2 separate regions of the Homo sapiens genome follow, and region 2 is linked to region 1. A link is an interaction called in ENCODE POLR2A ChIA-PET data of the cell type or tissue named here. Cell type or tissue: PC-9. All regions are shown on one strand. Each heading gives the region's core, and the rest is flanking DNA. Links, peaks and the distances in the headings are about the cores only.

Region 1 (8,532 bases), core at 1,622-6,621:
AACTGTTAAAGTGTATCTAGAAATGAATTTATCAAGAAAGGTACAAGACCTTTCAGAAGATAACTATACCATTTTATTGAAGAACATAAAATAAGACCTTAATAAAAACAGAAAAGCACCATGCTTCTGGATATAAATATTTAATAGCATAAAAATATATTTTCCATATGTATTATATATGAAATTTTAATAAGAATCCTTATGGTACTATTTTAAAAAATAACTTTACAGAATGATTCCAAAGTTTTCATAAAATAATAAATTCATAACAACTTACAGTTACCAAAACTTCAGCTATACCAGAAGTTGTTTTCTATAATGTACTGGCATCTCTTAAAAAATAAAACCATTTTATCAAAAATGTACATCTTAGTTATTTAGACAGAAAGCCTACCAGGGCTTATACCAGAGCAGTTTCACCATAAAAAGACATATGAACATAAGCGCATCTGGCATTGAGCCCCTCTGGCATTGGTGTGTTAGGCGTGTCCAAGGGAACGTGAGTAAGGTTTGGATGTAATCATGTGCACATGGTAATATAGATATATTGTATAATCTCAGCCTCCTTTTTAAATCAAAGAGACAAGAATATTTTCTTAATGCTTGATTAGTAAGTAGTGTTGGAAAGAATGAGTTTCTGAATTAATGATTTCCCATATGATGTTAAAGAATAGGATTCAGGAATGGAGAGAAGACAGTGGTTATAGGCATGTGGTCCCTCTCACCCTACTACTTTGAAAAAACATGAACCGTATCCAATAGGCCCACCAATTACTTGCTCAATTACCCAAAGAGTTAGCCCAATCCTCAATTTAAGGGAAAGCAAACTCAGCAGAGAAGAATGGGGACTCCCCCAGGGTCTACAGATGATTTAATGTGCCGGTGACCTAAAAGGAAGACAAGAATGGACAATGGGGAGAGGAAGGAGAGAACAAGAGCATGGAGGCACAAGCGGAGGAGGAAGGCAGGCTGGGCTGCCGGTGCAATCTATGCCATGTAACAGGGCATAGACAGCGCTGGGATATCTTAGAGTTGGATCTCTGTCTTGTGATACTACCTCTGTTCCCAGCATTCCTGGGGGTGCTTCTCAACATCATAGCACACATCAGATTTATTTGAAGAGTTTACGAAGTTCAGATGCCCACATCATACCTCAAAATTAACTGCTGAATTTTTTAAGAGTAGCCATGCCCAGGCCTCACCATAGATTCAGTTAAGAATCTTTGCCGGGCACAGTGTAATCCCAGCACTTTGGGAGGCCGAGGCAGGTGGATCATGAGGTCAGCAGTTCAGGACCAGCCCAGCCAAGATAGTGAAACCCCGTCTCTACTAAAAATACAAAAATTAGCCAGGCGTGGTGGGTGCCTGTAGTCTCAGCTACTACTCGGGAGGCTGAGGAAGGAGAATCGCTTTGAATCTGGGCGGCAGAGGTTGCAGTGAGCCGAGATTGTGCCACTGCACTCCAGCCTGGGCGACAGAGTGAGACTCTGTCTCAAAAAAAAAAAAAAAAAGGGAATATTTAAAGGTGGGGCCTAGTAAGACTATTCTTGAAAAGTTCAGAAGCTGATTTTAAGGTATAGCCTCTGGGAGCTCCAAGAGCAGAGAGTGTTGTCCGCCACTGAATCAAGGACAGCTGCAGTTCCTGGCAATTTCATTTTAGGCCAGAGATTGAAAAGAAAAGATGGGAAAAAAAGAGAGGAGAGAACAAAACTGAAATGAAAAGAAAGCCTGCTTAATGGTGTGCAGTAATTAGTTCTGATCAGCATAATCCTATTATCCCGGGGACACTGAAAACCTCGCAGACTGCATATGGGCATTTTGGGAGCTATCCAAGGCACTTGTCTAGACCAGTCCTAGGGCCAAACTAAGCATACCCACTGGAAAATTTTGGATCCGGGCACAATCATAGATGGTTTTTCCCTGCTCAATTTCCTATCTCTTTCTTGCTACAGCTATAACTAAGGATGCTGTTATCTTACAACTTCAGTTATAAGATATTCAGAATTTCCCCTTTGGGTGTATAAGTACAGTTGTTTTCAAAGTGTATTTCTTGTATACTTGGTAGTTTTCAAGTCACTCAGCAGTACCTATACAATAAGAGAGGCAAGTGTCAGTATGTCAGCATCAGCATTGGCTGCCCAGGGAAATGGGGAGGAAAGGAAGTAATCAGTGATTCAAATATACTATTAATTGAATTCTTTCCTTGACCCATTCACATTTTTTCTTAGTTCTATGAGGTATTCTATGACATTTTTGATAAAAAAGATAAGTGAGTCACGTTTCTGAAGGAACAAAAGGAGGTGATTATTTTCCCTTCTTCTTCTGCTGTAATGGCAGGAAAAGATTTTCTCTGCCTAGGCTAAAGAGAGACTCAACATGCGGTTCACGGAAATCGTGAACACAGACATCAAGGAATCTGTCTCTCTCTCTCTCTCTAACCCTGATAAACAGAAAGCTGTGTCCATCATAAAAGCTTTGCAAAGGACAGACAGAATAACTGCACATTAACAGGCTTCAAGAAGGTGACCCACAGAACTTGTCTAGCAGGTAAAAAGGAAGCTCAATTTAGACATGTGCGTAGGCCTCCTATGTAAGGCAGGTCACTCTGCTCTTTTGAAACATGTTCATATAAATGTTCACAGCGGGTAAAAATAAATTACAAAGTGAAGAAGATAAAATGAAGAGAAAGACAAATAAAACCACTAAGGTTTTTTAAAAGCCACAACTCCAAAAGAACAAATAGACCAAGGTCTTTAGGCAGAATTAGAATTGTTAAAAGTGGCTAACACAGCCCAGCACAGCCACAGGAACAGGACCAGGGTTCATTACAGAAAGGAAAACGGAGCATTAGGTTCCAGAGTTGACACTCCCAGCTGGATAATTCCCTGTGCCCATTCCAGCTGGGGAAGGTAGAGAGAGAGAGAGCCTTTAGTCTCTTGGTCTTTGAATAACAGCACACACATTCAGCATCATGCCAGAAACATGCACATGAGAACAGGAGTTCTTAGTTCAGAAACAGGCAGGCTGCTAGCCACATGCATGTGCAAATATATAGCATTTTATAGGATGCTCCCCTCCCTAGTTTAGCCAATGCAATCTGGTTTGGCCAAGTAATTCTGCATTGCACTGCTAAATCCATTGCACTGCAGTAGTCTGGGAGGCTTCATAGAATACGAACATTAAAATGCATAAAGCTAATGAACTTCCACAGTCAACTCACCAGGATACAGTGTTAAGTTTGTAGAGAAATGTGCCGCTAAGTCCCAAATTGCGTTTTAGGTATGTTAACCTTCTACACTCCCTTCCCACTCGTAATTGGTTCCAAAAGTGCTGATTGGAACCTTGACCATTGGAAATTCCCTTTTCTCCCTCCTTTCCTATAAGAAGTAGAAACTAAATAAATGTTCTTCATCTTCTTCTTTCGTTGTTGTTGTTGTTTTAAAGCAAACATTTGAGCAGTGGGAGTGAGAATAGGCTGAATAATTGGAATATGGTTACAAATGGGAAAAGGGAATACAAAAATTCAACATGTATTTTTTTAAGACAGAGACAGACTTTGCATACCACAAAAGTCACCACTTTAAAGTGTATAGTTCAGTGTTTTTCAGAATATTCACAAGGTTGTGCAACCATATGTGTATGCATTTTAACCATGCCTTTCATAACTGATTTACAAAAATATCTTTAAGACTATAGCAGCTGGGTGCGGTAGCTCACGCCTGTAATCCCAGCACTTTGGGAGGCAGAGGCAGGTGGATCACTTGGGGTCAGGAGTTCGAGACCAGACTGGTCAACATGGTGAAACCCCGTCTCTACTAAAAACACAAAAATTAGCCGGGTGTGCTGCCTTGTGCCTGTAATCCCAGTTACTTGGGAGGCTGAGGCAGGAGAATTGCTTGAACCCAGGAGGCGGAGGTTGCAGCGAGCCAAGATTGCACCATTGTACTCCAGCCTGGGTGAAGAAGCAAGACTCTGTCTCAAAAAAAAAAAAAAAAAAAAAAAAAAAGACTATAGGTAGTGTTTGCGTGTCAGGTGTAAAAAAAATCAAAACTAGCAAAAATTATCTCCTTTCTTACCCTTGTTCTCTGTATATCAATGGTTCTCAAAGTGTGGTCCCCAGAACACAGCATCAACATCACCTAAGCATGTTTGTTAGAGATACAAATTCTTGGGCCCCACCCCAGATTTAATGAATCAGAAAGTAATGAGTGGGGCCCTGCTAACCGTGCTTTAACAAGCCCACCAAAAAGCAATTTTGATGCACAGTGAAGTTTGAGGACCATGGCTCTAGATCAAGACAATTGCTCTAGCTTTCCATAACTATAGATTTCTAATAAATGCATATATATTTAATGTAATTAACATATTGAATTTTTGTGGAAACTTTCCTTCAAGTTAATCCATCAATTTTGTTCTGCTAAATGACCACACACTAACCACTGTATTTAAAACAAAGAGGCTGGGTGCGGTGGCTCACGGCTGTAATCCCAGCACTTTGGGAGGTAGAGGCGGGTGGATCACCTGAGGTCAGGAGTTCAAGACCAGCCTGGCCAACATGGTGAAACTCCATCTCTAATAAAACTACAAAAATTAGCTGAGTGTGGTGATGCATGCCTGTAATCCCAGCTACTCCAGAGGCTGAAGCAGGAGAATCAATTGAACCTGAGAAGAGGAGATTGCAGTGAGCCGAGGTCATGTCATTGCACTCCAGCCTGAGCAACAAGAGCGAAACTCCGTCTCAAAAAAAAAAAAAAGAAAAAAAGAAAGAGAAAAAAGAGGAAAGTGGGGAAGCACAAAAAGAAAAGATAGGCACAATACCTCAAATGAAAATGAAAGGCAAATAAATAGGCCTCCTTAAATTATAAATTTGGTAAGAGAATAAATGGCAAATGTTGACAAGATTCTGAGTTAATCCTTGGTTGATCTGTCTTTTTCTCTACCTTGATCTCCAGCGTTTGTCTATTACAAAGCAGCACCAAGAAATCATAGGATTTCAAACAGTGGAACTCATTTAAAAAAGAAAAAACAGTAAAAGTCCTAGGGTTTCCATGGGATTCTAATCATTAAACCCCAAAACACACATTACACCCCAAAACCTTGCTTGAGTTGTTGCAAGGACAAATAACTAAGCACCCAACCACTGTAGCCTGTGAGGTCTCAGAACATGATTTGAAACCAGCTAATTTTGTTGAACCCTTTCTTTTACCAATACATAAAACAAAGCCCCAAAGATGATTTGTTAAGGTCCCGTAGCTAAAGCTGAGACCTCTGTCTCTCCTGACCTCCAGTCCTGAGCCCATTTCTCTAACAGACTGCGTCCTTTCCACACTGGCCTCCCAAAGTCATCCATTTTTTTGGGGGAGGGGGTAAATTTAATGACTTAGATATTAGGAAAAGATAAATTTTTTTTCAAATCAAGAGTCTAGATTACCTACCACCCAAGTACAACCACTACTGAAAATTTGTTACATCGCCTTATAGTTTTTTCCTTATGCAGGTACATATAAGAACACACGCACACACTTGTAAAATTTTCTACCTGGCTGTTTTCTTCTTAATACTATATGTAAGCAATTTTCCAAGTTCTTCAACTTTCTTTAAAAATGGAAGTTGTAATAGCTGAATGGAGTCAGTTCATTGAGATTATCGTTTTTACATAATTAATTTCCCAGAACTAAATATTTGAGTTGTTTCCAATATTTTATGATAATCTAAAAGCTTTAGTGAGTATTACTGTATACAAATCTTTGTGTATTTATGTGATTATTTCTCTATGGTAAATTCCTAAGAATAGAAAAACTAAGTGAAAAGGTATGAGTAATTTTAAGCCTCTATAAGTGATTGTCCAGCTGCCTTCTAGACAGGATGTATTACAAGCATTCTAATGAGAGCTTATTTAAACTCAGTCTCACCGTATTTGTTCCATCTGTTCTGATCTGCTTGGCAAAAATTAGTGTCTTTTAAATCACTGATTTTTTTATTAATAAATTTTAAAAAGCATTTAAGAGTCAAGCATACACTTATTACAACCCAGCAATACTATTCTCAGGTATTTACCCAAGAAAAAGGAAAAACTATGTCTACAAAGACTTGTGTAGGCCCAAAGTGGAAACAAACTAAATGTCCATCAACTGATAATGGATAAACAAATTGTGGTTTACCCACAATGTGGAATACAAGTCAATAAAAAGGAACAAAATATTAATGCATGCAACAATAGGAATGGCTCTCAAAAACATTATACAAAATAAAGCCAGCCACAGAAGACTATATACTACTGCATGATTTCATCCATATGAGATTCTAAAAAAACCATAAAAGTATGACAGAAAGTAGGTCACTGGTTGCCTGCGGCCAAGGGGAAGAAAAAAGGATTTATGGGAAAGGGGTATGAGAATACTTTTTAGGGTGATAGAACTATATTTTGATTGTGGCCATGGTTATACAACTGTAAACAACTACCAAAATTCACCAAACTCCCCCTTAAAATGCATGAATTTTATCTGTAGAAATTACACCTCAATACAGCTGGAAAAAATAAAAACAAAACCAAAAATAATTTAGAAATGTTTGAGAAAACTAACTTATCCTAAGCTGGAGAATAAAACAAAACAAAAGCAAAAATCACTTAAGAAATTTTGGAGAAAAACTAACATTTTCATTTTTGCTTATTTCCTTTCCATTTGTATCTGTATTCATACATACTCCAGATAATGATCATTACTCTATACACGATTATATACTGTATAATTGCAAATACATGTACATTTATATTCTACACATTTTTATATCACAATTTTACATTTTTCTATATAGTTTTCATGATTATAATTTAAAATAGTAACACATAATTGTCTAAAGCCCTGAAGTGTTAAAAGGTGAATTACAGGTTTAAAGCAAATGGTGCCTCAATATTTGGATGCCACCAAGTGGACAAACTGTATAATGTCGTTGAGATGAAACACTATTTTGTAAGTTTTATAAAGTAAAAATGCTTAATTTAATGTTTACAATTAATTTTAAATTGTGAATAAATTAAAGTTATAACCAGACCATTTTAGAAATGTAGCTAAGGTTGAGACCTGGATCCAGGTCTCCTAGATCATGAACCTCAACTATTTCTTGAAGTAACTTAATTCTCAAATCAGAATCTAGGGAAATCACTTAAGGAAAAGAACTTCCTGTTGAAATTGAGACCTTTACAAACTAAAACTACAGATGTGAATGACAGACACGGGTCTACCTTTAGCAAACCAAAGAATCATTTCGGGACCTCCAAATGCAAATAGCCTTTGCTGTGTGTCTGTCAAGTGACTTCTAACAAAACAATAAGCCCCCTCGGGAAGCACAATGATGAAAACACAGTGAAGGTTGCCTGAAAGGCCGAGAAAAATAGTAGGAAATTTATTTCTATTTGGGCAAGGACTTGCTGATTCTCTTTAGGGGTCTCCATTATTTTCTCCCCATCGTTCCTCCCCTCTCCAGTTCAAGCTTTTACTTTCACATTGAAACAGTAACTGGCTAGAGCCACAAAAAAGAAAGATTATTTCAGGAAAGTGTTTGGTCTCTGCCAAGGTCAACAAAAGAATGACTCCTTCAAAAGAATGCCTTTGAATGACACTGGGCCATTGCCTGCCACCAAGCGGGAGACCAGCACTCTGTTCTGCCTGTAACGCAATACTCTTCCCAATTATTTTTTTCTGGCTATTTTTACCCTCTCCATCTTGCTCATTTAAAGATGACAACATCCATAGACTGAAAAGAAACTGTGAAACAAACAAAAAAACCTCTGTGAGTGCCACTGAAAGAACTCTGAAAGGAACATCCCGAGTCCATAAAGTAAGAAACCACTGAGAGAAGGACATAACTCAGTTTGCGGAGACAGAAGTTCTCAAGGCCCACAGTTTTACTGCGGTAAATTATAGAGCCTGTGATATGGTTTAGATGTGTGTCCGCTCCAAATCTCATGTTGAAATGTGGTCCCCAGTGTTTGAGGTGGGAGCCTGGTGGGAGGTTACTGGGTCATGGGAGCTGATCCCTCAGGAACGGTTTAGTACCATCCCCTTGGTGATAAGAGAGCTTTCACTTAGTTGATGAGAGATCAGCTTGTTTAGAAGAGTTTGGGGCCAGGCGCGGTGGCTCATGCCTGTAATCCCAGCACTTTGGGAGGTCGAGGCAGGCAGATCACGAGGTCAGGAGTTCGAGATGAGCCTGGCAAACATAGTGAAACCCCGTCTCTACTAAAAATACAATAATTAGCGGGGCATGGTGGGCGGACGCCTGTATTCCCAGCTACTTGGGCTGCTGAGGCAAGAGAATCACTTGAACCCAGGAGGCAGAGGTTGTGGTGAGCCAAGATCGCGCCACTGCACTCCAGCCTGGGCAACAGAGCGGGACTCTGTCTCAGAAAAAAAAAAAAAAAAAAAGAGTTTGGGACCTCCACACTTCTCTCTTGCTCTCTTGCCATATGACGTGCCTATTCCTGCTTCACGTTCAACCACGGGTAAAAGCTCTGAGACCTCACCAGAAGCT
Region 2 (6,724 bases), core at 976-5,975, 270 kb after region 1:
ACATAAAATTGTGTTTCAGCTGGTGCAGTTGATTTGGGCCGATCCATTCTCTCCTCTTCCAACTCCGATGGCCAGTAACTTGTATTTTTTGATAACTTCTTTATTAAGATATAATTTGCATACCATACAGTCCTCCCATTTAAAGTGTATAGTTCAATGCTTTTTATCCACAGAGCTGTGTAACTATCACCACGACCAATTTTACAACACTTTTATCACCCCAGAAAGAAACCCCACACCCTTTAGCAGTCACCACATTCCCCAGGCTCCCCCAAATAACATGTATCTTTGAACCTTTCTCATGCCATTGTGATACCATCTACGGGTCTTTAGGCCATAGAACACACACCTTGTACATTTGGCTTCATTGGAACCTCACTCCCACAGAGCAGCTCAACTTTTCTTTACCAAAACATAGTCCCACAGGTCCTCCTAGGGTAAACTGCTCATCTCAGCAGTCAGGATAACTTCATCTCTGTCTTTCCTATTTTAAAAAAAAAAAAAAAAAAAAGCATATCAGAATACAAATGAGTAAGATTCATGATATTTTAGAACTGACTTTTTAAAAGGTAAATTATTCTCAATATTTGGTACAGTTCCTTGGACCCAATTACCCACCTTACAAGCGATTGGGTAATCCAGCGTATCATGATGCTGTGGTTAAGGACAGTTGATCTTAAGTGTGGCTGCTCCTATGCCCTTGGTGTGAGATGAGTTCTCTGTAAAGGAAGATCACCTCAGTCAGGACACTTACCCCGCCTTCCAGATCAACCATGGAGCCCCAGCAATCACGGGGACTCAGGTGTCCCAGCCAGAGCTCCCTTATTGCTGCCAACATGCTGACTCAATAAAAATGCATTAAGCACTTTCTTTTAATTGACAAACAATAATTATATATATTTATAGGGATAACACCAATTTTGTATGCAGTATTGTATTAATGGAGTGAGGCATACAGTACAAACAGGATATAGTCTGACCCTCAAAAATGTCTATCTAACTACATAATATTAGTGAAAAAGGGATTGGTATATAAAAAGGGAAAAAGTAATTGTTCGGCTTTGAGGATTTCAAAGATCAATTCTATAACAGAGCCTGGAACCACTAGTGACAATGATTACAAGAGACTGACCCCAAATCCAAGACCTCCTCTCCAACTTCCCTCTCCATCACTCACCTCTGGACACTTTAATAGAGCCATCACCTCTCTGAGGACAAAGAAAATTTCACTCAGTTCTACACGTCTTCCAGCATCTCATGCAGGCCCGCCATCATAGGTACCCTGGAAAAGTTACTAAATGAATAATGAGGACATGTATGTTTAAAGATGACATTCAGCAAGCTACTACTAAATGAATGACTTTTGATGATAATTACATTTTTTACAGTTAGTGGGGATGGGGTGAGAGAGACAGAGTGACACTAAAATAAATAAAACTCTTAATCCTTGTTCTCCTCAGAGTGGAGATGACTCCTCAGAAGAGGAAGAAGGGGAAGTAGATAGTGAAGTTGAATTTCCACGAAGACAGAGGTAAAACCAACAAATGCACACGATTGCTTTTAGTGGAATGGGGAAAAAAAATCCTAAGTTTGCCACACCTGCTCTTCAACCACAGGTGATTCCCTGGCAGCCACCTTATAGGGAACTTTGAACTCACTGTGTTCATGTTTTCCTGTTGCTACATTTTGGCAGTTGTTCGTGCACAGCAGATCCTAGTTCATTAGCATTCATTTTACAGCAACTTCATGATGAGGAGCATGAATACAGATTCAAGGTTACAACTGAGAATACAGTGGGCAGTTTGTGACAGATGGCCATGCTGTTTTATGGGTAATTGTGTTGGTTTCTAGTGTGCCTCCCTGTGTTGGTCTGCTCAGGCTTCTGTAACAAACTGGATGCTTAAACAACAGAAATTGATTTCTCACAATTCTGGAGCTGGGGAAGTTCAAGATCAAGGTTCTAGCTGACTCAGTTCCTGATGAGGGCTCTCCTACTGGCTTGCAGACAGCCACCTTCTTGCTGTTTCCTCACATGGCAGAGAGAGCTCTTCCTTCTTTTAAAAGGTCACAGTCTTATTGGATTAGGGGTCCACTCTTATGAACTCATTTAATATTAATTACCTCCTAAAGACCCTATCTAGAGGGTCTATCTAGATACAATTATATTGGAGTTTAGAGCTTCAACCGATGGATTTGGGAGGAAGGCAATTCAGTCCATAGCATTCCCCATGCCTTAGATTTTATATCTCAAGTTAAATATGATTAGATAAGTTGAATCCACCTTCAACCCAGCCTTAGAAATAGCTTCTTGCTTAGATAGCGATAATAATATTCCTGCTAGGAGTCAATAAGGGCCATCTCCCCTTACTTCTAGAATAAAAGCTGCCTCTAATGTAGAGAATAAGATAGTTTTCCTACCAAGAGGTCTTTTTCTGCTAATGGACATTCTGTTCTTGAAGAGTAATGCTCTAAGAAGTCTCCCCAGGAAGGTTTGTGTACCTGCCTGGAAACAGGAATTCCCTACAAACCAAAGGACTCCTGGCCCTTTGATAAGTTATATCCTGGATCCCTGCATTATACACAAAATTGAAATCTGTTCTCATTCCCTGCTATTCCTGGACTCTTTATGACCTCTTCTTATATATCCATGATCTGCCCCCCTGACCCCCAACCAACTCACCCCATCACCTGTCCTGGGCATCAGCCAGGCCTAGGTCATATGGCATAAAATCTCTTTGTACTAGGCCGGGTGCTGTGGCTCACACCTCTAAACCCAGCACTTTGGGAGGCTGAATCAGGAGTTCAAGACCATCCTGGCCAACACGGCGAAACCCCGTCTCTACTAAAAATACAAAAATTAGCCAGGCATGGTGGGGCATGCCTGTAGTCCCAGCTACTCAGAAGGCTGAGGCAGGAGAATTGCTTGAACCCAGGAGGCACAGGTTGCAATGAGGCGAGATGGCACCACCGCACTCCAGCCTGGGCGACAGAGTGAGACTCTGTCTCAAAAAAAAAAAAAGAAAAAAACAAAACAAAACAAAACTCTTTAGACTAAGAAATACAGAAAGATCAGACAATGGCAAAAGAAAAAGGAAGTCTTTATTATTTGTTTTCTTATGTTTTTTTAAGCCAGTGTAAGCTAGTAACATCCTTATTTACTAAGCTGCTTATAAACAACGGGAAGGAACTGAGGAACTTTTGCAAATTATCTCCCCAGAAGCGTTGGCTCATCAGAGCCAAACTCAGATGTTAACTGGAATGAGCTACTAACTAGCTGGGCAGTACCCACAGCTGCAGAGTGAATGTTCCTTCCATGCTCATTTCTGTTGAAGGTTGGTCAACAGAGGTAGTGAAAGCACTTGGGCCTCCAGGGCCACCATGCCCAGTGGACACTGGGCTCTGGGAAATGAAGCTGGGGTGGATTGACAGGGAGGTGAGGGATGGAGGTTAGAGAAGGACACTGATCAAAGTGTGTGTAGACCCAGCCCAAGCCTCAGCTCTGCCTTTTCTCATGGTGTGGCCTTAAACAAGTCACTTCCCTTCTCTGGCTCCAGTTTTCTCATCTGGGAAATGAGTTAGTCCAGAGATTCTCCAAAGTCTCTTTCACCTGTGAGAATCTATGACTCTCTAAATAAGAGGCATAATTTCAATTTGGACATTCCATACTATGCATATATGTACATAACGTGATTAGACAAGCTGATGTTTTTCAAAGGCCAGTCATAGCCATCAGCTTGGAGTGTAGTGTTTAGTCACATAAATATATAAACCAAATGAAAGGGGAAATTAAAATTTCCTTCTTGTGTTAGTCACCTTGGGCTGCCATAACAAAATACTACAGATTGGATGGCTTAAACAACAGGAACTTATTTCTCAAGTTCTGGAGCTGGGGAAGTCCAAGATCAAGGTGTCAGCAGATTCAGTTTCTGGTGAGGGCTCTCTTCCTGGCTTGCAGACAGCCACCTTCTCTGTTTCCTCACATGGTCTTTGCCCCGCACATGAATGTTGAAAAAAGGTGGGAGGGAGGAATGGAGAGAATCTCTTCCTCTTTTTATAAGGCTGCCAATCCTATTTGATCAGGACCTCACCCTTATGATCCATTTAACTTTATTTACTTCCTAAAAGCCCTATCTCCGAATACAGTCGCACTGGTATTAGGGCCTCAACATGGAATTTCATGGGGGATAAAATTCAGTCCATTGCCTTAATGTTAAAAGTTAAATAGTTTCTACCTATCTTGATTTCTTAGGCCTCCTTGATGGCAGGGAAAAAACTAGATTATCTCTACCACTACTATGAGTGACAGATAAGGAAAGAAAAGCAGTTGTTCCTCTGACTAAGTTCTCCTGGTTCTTCTTGGTTCTAGGCCCCATCGCTGTATCAGCAGCTGCCAGTCATATTCAACCTTTAGCTCTGAGAATTTCTCTGTGTCTGATGGAGAAGAGGGAAATACCAGTGACCACTCAAACAGTCCTGATGAGTTAGCTGATAAACTTGAAGACCGCTTGGCAGAGAAGCTAGACGACCTGCTGTCCCAGACGCCAGAGATTCCCATTGACATATCCTCACACTCGGATGGGCTCTCTGACAAGGAGTGTGCCGTGCGCCGTGTGAAGACTCAGATGTCTCTGGGCAAGCTGTGTGTGGAGGAACGTGGCTATGAGGTGGGGGCTTCTCCCTTCTCCTCCCATCACTGTTCCCTTTTTTGCTCTTTGGGGTTCAAGTCTCTAGGGCCTTTACAATTTTCATTTAATAATAAGATACAACAGTGGCCTTGTATTAGTCTGTTTTCACACTGCTATAAAGAACTACCTGAGACTGGGTAATTTATGAAGAAAAGAGGTTTAATTGACTCACACTTCCACAAGCTGTACAGGAAGCACGGCTGGGAGACCTCAGGAAACACAATCATGGCAGAAGGTGATGAGGAAGCAAGCATGTCTTCACATGGTGGTAGGAGAGAGAAAGCAAAGGGGAAAGTGCCACCCACTTTGAAACCATCAGATCTCATGAGAACTCACTCACTATCATGAGAATAGCAAGGGGGAAATCCACTCCCATGATCTAGTCACTTCCCACCAGGTGCCTCCCCCAACATTGGGAATTGCAATTCAACATGAGATTTGGGTGGGGACAGAGAGCCAAACCATATCAGGCCTCCAAGAAGTAAGTAGACGTACAGAGATCAACAGAGCTCCCAGAAATGAGGGCAGTTTCTCCCAAATGACACACACACATTGAACTGCTCAGGAACCCTTCATGTCAAGATTTAACTCAAACATCACTTCCTCCCACTCCTATCTCCCAACACGGTTAAAGGTCTGAGCCCAGGTCAGGTGTGGTAGCTCATACCTGCAATCCCAGCACTTTGGGAGGCTGAGGCAGGAGGATCACTTTAGGGTCAGGAGTTCAAGATCAGTCTGAGCAACATAGCAAGACCTTGCCTCTACAACAACAACAACAACAAAATTTAATTAGCTGAGTTTGATGGTACATGCCTGCAGTCCCAGCTACTCGGGAGGCTTGAGGTGGAAGGTTCTCTTAAGCCCAGGAGTTTGAGGCTGCAGTGAGCTATGATCACACCACTGCACTCCAGCCTGAGCAACAGTGAGACCCTGTCTCTGAAAAAAAAAAATTATTTTAAAGGTCTGAGCCTCCCCACTCCATACCCTGACTCTTCCCTGGATGATGCCATCATAGGACATATAGCACTTTATTTCATATTCAGGACTGCCTTTGGAGAGGCAGGCTAGCATAGTGGTTCTAAGTGTAAAGCCTGGAATCTGACTGCCTGAATGCAAATTGTAGCATTCCACTTACTGTGGGACCTGGCAAGCCACTTAACCTCTCTGTAAAATGGGGATGATAATAGCATCTGTCTCATAGTGTTATCATGAGGACTAAATGGATTAACAGATGTATTAATAAAGTACTTACCACCGGGCGCAGTGGCTCATGCCTGTAATCCCAGCACTTTGGGAGGCCGAGGCAGATGGATCACAAGGTCAGGAGATCAAAACCATCCTGGCTAACACAGTGAAACCCTGTCTCTACTAAAAATACAAAAAATTATCCGGGCATGGTGGCACGCGCCTGTAGTCCCAGCCGCTCAGGAGGCTGAGGCAGGAGAATCGCTTGAATCCGGGAGGCGGAGGTTGCAGCGAGCCAAGATCGTGCCACTGCACTCCAGCCTGGGCGACAGAGTGAGACTCCATCTCTAAATAAATAAATAAGTAAAGTACTTACAACAGTGCCTGGAGCATAGTAAACGCTATATAAGTGGTTGTGTGGTGGGCACTGTTTTTATTGTCGTAGCAATCATAATCATCATGTGTTTTCTTTCTCCATAAGTCCCACAAGGACAGGACCTGGTCTCGTTTACCTTTGTAGCCCCCTTACCAAGCACAGTGCCTGTTGTGTGGGAGGTGTTTGACATATATTTACTGAGTGATTATCGAAATGAATTAAGGTTTTGTCTTGCCTTTGCAGAACCCCATGCAGTTTGAAGAATCGGACTGTGACTCTTCAGATGGGGAGTGTTCTGATGCCACAGTTAGGACCAATAAACACTACAGCTCTGCTACCTGGTAATGAAGGAATACACATCCTGAAGATCTCGTGACTATACTGGCATTTCAGATCCACCCCACCCCCAGACTCATCCCACTCTCTCCCAGCATTTTGTCTGGGAAGAGAGACTACCCCATCTTTACCACCCCCTAGA

Evidence for each region. Peaks named below come from ENCODE experiments on the same cell type or tissue, not always from the same donor. Only the 100,000 strongest peaks of a DNase experiment are listed, where the experiment ranks them.
Region 2: POLR2A ChIA-PET joins it to region 1 with 17 read pairs; 2 of 35 experiments call an interaction of 5 or more read pairs at or near these places.

Annotation. Positions count from the first base shown.
Region 1 is chr3:185,209,141-185,217,672 of GRCh38, forward strand. The region is part of intron 5 of EHHADH (enoyl-CoA hydratase and 3-hydroxyacyl CoA dehydrogenase); the gene reads right to left. Among named protein-coding and RNA genes, the nearest start is that of MIR5588, 40 kb to the right of the region's middle. In PC-9, for the core only: no CTCF peak of the experiment used is centred there; no DNase peak of the experiment used is centred there.
Region 2 is chr3:185,475,866-185,482,589 of GRCh38, forward strand. It overlaps MAP3K13 (mitogen-activated protein kinase kinase kinase 13), which reads left to right. Exons shown (of 14, transcript NM_004721.5): 12 at 1,461-1,531; 13 at 4,367-4,664; 14 at 6,490-6,724. The coding sequence ends at 6,591. It overlaps LOC101929018 (a long non-coding RNA gene), which reads right to left and starts at 5,446. Exons shown (of 4, transcript XR_007096199.1): 1 at 5,353-5,446; 2 at 1,178-1,282; 3 at 619-719; 4 at 1-484. RefSeq lists an enhancer at 4,163-5,362. In PC-9, for the core only: no CTCF peak of the experiment used is centred there; no DNase peak of the experiment used is centred there.